2 separate regions of the Homo sapiens genome follow, and region 1 is linked to region 2. Evidence: chromatin contacts called from ENCODE Hi-C or POLR2A ChIA-PET data. All regions are on one chromosome and are shown on one strand. The core of a region is the stretch at or near the end of the contact, and the rest is flanking DNA. Distances in the headings are between cores, read along the strand shown. Region 1 holds the start of LINC01416 (long intergenic non-protein coding RNA 1416). Region 2 has its middle 50 kb from the start of LINC01416.

Region 1 (2,917 bases), core at 262-2,761, 50 kb after region 2:
ACATGGGTTGGAGATTTGCAACCATTTGAAAAAACCACCAACTCTGCTTGTGATTATCTGTGATTTAGAGAAAGGGGCAAAGTTATCATTTAAAAAAAAGTCTGTCATCAAATCTGTTGATGGCAGCCTCTGTATAAGAAAATGTCACTAAAAGCACTTGGAATGCTTTCTTACTTATAAGCTATCATAACAATGTAAAATTAAAACCAAAAAATAAAAACCACCCAAAATTCTAGAAGGTGCTTTAAAAAGAGAATGAAAGGGATGCTTCACCACTTCTACCCCCCGCCCCCCACAAATCCAACTGGCTATGAATTGGATATCAGTGTAGGCAGAGACACATCATAAAATATTTTTGGATTGTGTGGTGCTATTTGGTATATATTGCCTATCTTGTTAGGATTGGGTAACAGTCCAAACAGGAAGACTCAGGGAAAGGTGGGGAGTAATGGTATAGGATTAAACTGGGGGTAAGTTAGGACTCAGGACTCACTTCCCGCCTTGCTTCCTGCCATGGTCAGGACTCAGGGCAGCAGAAACCAACAAAGTCCAACAGAGAGAAGCCAACTTAGAAACTGGACAAGGTATTCTTCAGGCATGAAATATCTCCTACTTTTGGGACACAGATAATTAAGAACCCAGCCTCAGGTCTTTCAAGTTCTTACTTTTCTGTCACCAAATCCCAAAGTCAAAGCAATTTCTCCCTATACTTCACAGATGCTGTCCAAGGTTGCATCAAAGTCAACAAGAAATGTGTTCTCTGTCTTCTGACAGTGACCATTGTGAGATAGCAGGATGTTCTCATCATACACTCAGTGATGGTAAAAGTCTGTGCTGATAAAACCTATTACAACACAACTATCGTGGAATTTTTTTTTTTTTTTTTTGAGACGGAGTCTTGCTCTGTTGCCAGGCTGGAGTGTAGTGGTGCAATCTCGGCTCACTGCAGCCTCTGTCTCCCGGGTTGAAATGATTCTCCCGCCTCAGCCTCCTGAGTAGCTGGGACTACAGGCACGTGCCACCACACCCCACTAATTTTTGTATTTTTCATAGAGACCGGGTTTCATTATGTTGGCCAGGATGATCTCAATCTCTTGACCTTGTGATCCGCCTGCCTTGGCCTCCCAAAGTGCTGGGATTACAGGCATGAGCCACCACGCCCAGCCTGAAATTTTCTTTAAAAAAAAAGACTTGAAAATAAAATTCCACTACAACTTGTCTCACATGAATAATTTTTGTCTTAAGATCTTAACCTAGATAAATCATTTCCTTAAATACTTCTTAAAGTGAGATGTTTAGTGCCTATCATGGTATATGTCTTAATTGAATCCCTCTCCAACTGCCTTTGTCCTCTTTAGGGATCTCTGCTCTCTCTTATTTGTTACTCATGTTTTTTTAATGTACTAATAACTGAAGCTATGTTCTGCCTTACCTCACCTGACACTGGAGAATGCCTGCATCAGCACATACTCACCTTTTTCCCATCTACAAAAGACAGCAGCTCTGTACACTGCAATTCCCTGTGATGTGCTCAAATTATAGGCTGTGTCACTAAGAGGCAAGTCAACCCTAGTCTCATAATGACACACCATTGTGTGTTGGCATTGTGGTTTAGAACTCTTCCCTGCCTGATCTTCCACCATGTCAGTCAATATTCATTAGCCAAATGTAAACTGAGTGTCTATTGTACACTCGATGGCAGGCAACAGATGATATTCATCTCCATGCTGGTAACACGGTAACATGGAGTCAAATAATATCTAGTGCCCACCATCAGAGAGTGTTAGGTAAAGACAGACACAGAAACAGTTGATCTTAGTGTCATGGTAGTGACATGCACAAATGTTATACAGTGTATGCTGTAATGCCTGGTTGAAAAGCTTCGCTGTAGAGATTAATGGGACTCTGCTGATCTGGCTGTTGAAATGTTCCTGGATCCTTTTGCTCTTCCTCATCCTTCCCTTTCACCTTGTATAGCTCAGTCCCAAAATTTACTGAGTCAAATGGTTTTCTGTCTTTAAACTCCAAATTCCACCCATCACTCTGGACAGTTGACTCATCTTATACTTTGCTAAACAATTCCAAGACTCCCTACCAAGATCCCATGCCTTTCCTTCTCTCTACACCCAATAATCTCTTGGACTTCAGCTATCTTCATATCCTTCAGGCCTCCACGGTAGGACATCTGCTCTTTCCAAGGCTAATTCCTACTGATTTCATTGAGTTCTGCCTCCTTCTCTAAAAGCTCACTGTTCAACTAACTCCCATCTCTCCAGTGTTGTCAATCAGTCTCTCTCTGTCACTTTTTTTTTAAACATGTATGTCTCCCTTAACCTAAAAATATCCTCTCATGTGCGGAGGGTTTTTTAAAACAATGATTTAGATTTTTTCTTCCCATCTTACTATGGCAGGTGCATATTATGCCTCTTAAAGGCTCCCAATGTTGTGCCCATACATGCATATTTTTTAAAGAAAAGATGAATAAATGAATTCCATAAGCTACCTGTAGTTACATAATAATGGTCTAGTGGTGATATAGTAAATAGTGTATAAATTTGGGGCTCAGTATTGTATTCTACATATCATATAAATGACCTTAGAAAAGTTACTTGAATTTTCTCTGCCACAATTTCCTCATCTGTGCAATAGGGATAATGACATTTATCTCACAGATATGTCCATGAAGATCAACTGAGATGACAGATCTAAATTACTTGACATAGTCTTTTTGTCACAGAGTGAATTCCCATAAATGCTAGTTCATGCTACTTGGATTTCAGGAAATAATAGTTCACATAGACTAAATAAAGGCCAAAGTTATAGTAGTTATAAAGCAGTTACAGAGACTACTCTGGCTAAAGTATCATATTTGTTTAAGATATTAGAGCAATACTGGTCAACACATAAGTGACCAATT
Region 2 (3,048 bases), core at 463-2,962:
GGATAACCTTGATTTTGTGATTGTTTTGGGAGAAGTGCCTTATCTGGGTCTATTTTGGCAACAGTTGTATCCATTTTGGAGGTACCTCTGTTGGATGACTTTGTTGAGTGCTATCTCCCAGTTTTTACTATAGATGTTAGAAATGAGCCTCTGGACAATTAAAGGGAAATCCTTCCCATTAACGTTGCTGACAGCCAGCTGCCATCATAGTCTTTGTAACTTCTGGCCATCACAGTATTATTTGTGGGACAGGAAAAGAGCCACTGGCACAAACGAACTTAAGAAACCATCCCTACACTGCCTCCTGTGTTCCCTGATTTTTGTAGTCCCTCAACTCCTGCACATGTTTTAACATACCAGACCTACATAACTGCAATGAGCTCAATTATCCTGCATTTTCATGGGTTTGTTAGTTTTACTTTGCAAGTGTGCCTGGGCAGAGTTTTAATAAACATTTCATTCTTCATCAGTATTTTCTAGTCCTGGTAACATAATAAAAATTATCAGTGGGTTTATATTTTAGAAAATATTCAGATGAAAGGAACTCTGACCAACTGTGTGAAAATCTAGGAGTGGAATCAGACTCCTGCATTTTAATAAAGCCCTACTGGTCATTCCAATGCACAGCCAGATTGGAACACTACCACCTTATGTTGTCATATGAACCAGAATGTATACACAGTCTTAAAATATGGGCGGGCTGAATGTTTTGGTGCCCTGACTCACCAATTCAGCATGGAACATTTATGCAGTGAATGGTATACCACTAGTCTGAAAGAATTAATACACTTCAAGGAGTGCTCAGTTTATACTCTGAGCCTAACTTAAAGACCCAATAACTTCAAGCTCCTGGAACAAGGGCATAGTTGTCAGAATATACATGAATATTTAACAGATATAGTGGGAATATCCAAAATGACTTTGCAATATGTCCAAACAGCTTTGCCCTGTTGATTCCATTTGCTGTTTTTTGGCTGTAGTTTGAAGACTTAGCAGGTGCTTTCTACACCTCACTTTCCTCATCACGACTAGAGCTGTAGTCTCTGAGGAATTATTTGAATTCAGAGAACTGCTGGGGCTGCAGAATGAACAGCCATGTAGCCCTTTAAAAATACTATGTGCACCTACAGGTCAAAATGTCTTTAATTCACATTCTGCAAGAGGCTGCATTTTCATTCCAAGAACGACTTTTAATTTTTTAAAAGTATGTTTTCAGAATGGAAAAAATGTGGACAGATAAGGTCTTCTGGGGGAGCTGATCATCCCTGGGAATGACTTGGAATGAGTTTTCCTGATGAGTTATGGGAGCATGAACACATATCCTGTTTTCCTTCTCAATTCAGAAAGATTTTCACATAGATCCCTGTTTGCTCCAACTCATTCATTCTGTTTGCAGTCCTTTTGCTAAGACATCTGAAAGGAAGCATTGGCTTAAAGGTTCCGTCCCAGGTGGGATGAGGATTTCTGGAAGGACAATTCTTGTTGAATGTTATAATTGTCTGCATTTCATTTTTCCTTTCTAAGGAATTTCAAAATAAGTGATCCATTCTTCAAGTCCCAGATGTTGTTGTAAACCAGAATTTTGGAACATTTGAATTAAAATTCAATCCCCCAAAGTTCTGCTGAGTCCCAGCTCTCAAACCAAACACTGACAAAAATGTATTTGTGCAATGGTTCACATGACTTCCTCAGTGCACCGCGTCCTGGGCTGTGTGACTCAGTCCCAAATGAACTGACACACCATACTGTAAATTTTATAACAACCAAACTCCAGGACACTAGAAATGACTCCTTGGTTCATAGTTTTTGAAAGACTAAAGTTCTGGAAACATCCTTGAATATTGATTTTTTATGACTCTTAAGCTATGTTGTTTTCCTAACAAAACTCTCAAAAAAAAAAAAAAAAAAACCCTAAAATGTTCAAGTCGGTTAAAAAGTTTCCTGCATAGCATTGGCAGCCGTTTCAGTAAGACTAGTGAAGAACACGTGTCTTAGGGGATGGGGATTAGTCATTATTATCTTGTCCAAATTTAAGCAGATTATTTTGGGAAATGTAAATATCCATGATTTAAAAGCAGTTGAGAGACAGGCCAATATATTTAGCAAAAAATGTTTTCAAAGTTTCATATGAATCTCCGATGTTAGATTTTCGCGGATACAAATCTCAGTTTTCCATTCCCCCTTCTGCCCGCCATTCATTCACCTGTGTTTGTATAATGGAAACCAGTTATACAGCTCTGGTTACACATCTGTTTCATGCATGTGCAATTACAAGCCGTTTTAGCAACTAGTAAAACTACAGGTGTCTGGGTTTTAATGTAACCGTTTAAAAAGAGCAGTTCATGGGCCTCTGATTATTATTTTTTATAGCTGGCAATGTTCCTAAAGTAGACTGCCAGCTCAAGGGTTAAACATAACTCTGTTTCTCTCCCATCTGGTGGAATCTCTGAAACCCATTTGTAAATTAATTTTTGAAACTTTGAATCCATACTGCTGCATACAGTTATTGTATTCTGCACAGACAGCTTGTACTGCTGCTTTACATGGCTCCAACAACAAACAATTAACTGGATTTTGAGTGGTGGATGCTAAAGTCATTAAGTACGTGTATCTATTTGGCTTGCTAACTCCTATACCATAACAGAGACCACAGTTACCATCAAATCACTTTGATAAATAATGTTGTCATGTAGTTTCATAACAGCTGTAGAATGTCGATCAGTGCCTTCTTAATCAGAAGTTCAGTTCTGTATAAATGAAAAATTTCACTTGGAGATCTCTCTTATTTTTTTTTATTTTTTTTATTTTTTGAGACTGAGTTTCGCTCCTGTCAAAACTCAGGCTGGAGTGCAATGATGCGATCTTGGCTCACCGCAACTTCCGCCTCCTGGGTTCAAATGATTTTCCTGCATCAGTCTCCCGAATAGCTGGGATTACAGGCACCCACCACCATGCCTGGATAATTTTGGTATTTTTAGTTGAGATGGGGTTTCACTATGTTGGCCATGCTGGTCTTAAACTCCTGACCTCAGGTGACCCGCCTGCCTC

What was found. Hi-C counts contacts between places; a loop is a spot of excess contacts on that map. ChIA-PET counts read pairs that join two places held with the same protein, here RNA polymerase II (POLR2A).
Region 1: a map of A673 shows a loop between it and region 2 (6-fold over the local background). The contact joins the promoter of LINC01416 here to the enhancer-like site in region 2. A Hi-C loop is called at or near these places in 3 of 168 maps with a recorded cell type or tissue (A673, IMR-90 and astrocyte of the cerebellum). POLR2A ChIA-PET finds 5 or more read pairs at or near these places in 2 of 52 experiments (AG04450 and activated CD4-positive, alpha-beta T cell).

What each region holds. Positions count from the first base shown.
Region 1 is chr18:55,918,688-55,921,604 of GRCh38, forward strand. It overlaps LINC01416 (long intergenic non-protein coding RNA 1416), which reads right to left and starts at 1,512. Exons shown (of 4, transcript NR_110755.1): 1 at 1,475-1,512.
Region 2 is chr18:55,868,406-55,871,453 of GRCh38, forward strand. No RefSeq gene overlaps it. Among named protein-coding and RNA genes, the nearest start is that of LINC01416, 50 kb to the right of the region's middle. Within about 2 kb of position 1,713, at least 3 of the 41 ENCODE cell types and tissues checked have a DNase peak (open chromatin) inside an H3K27ac peak, as active enhancers do.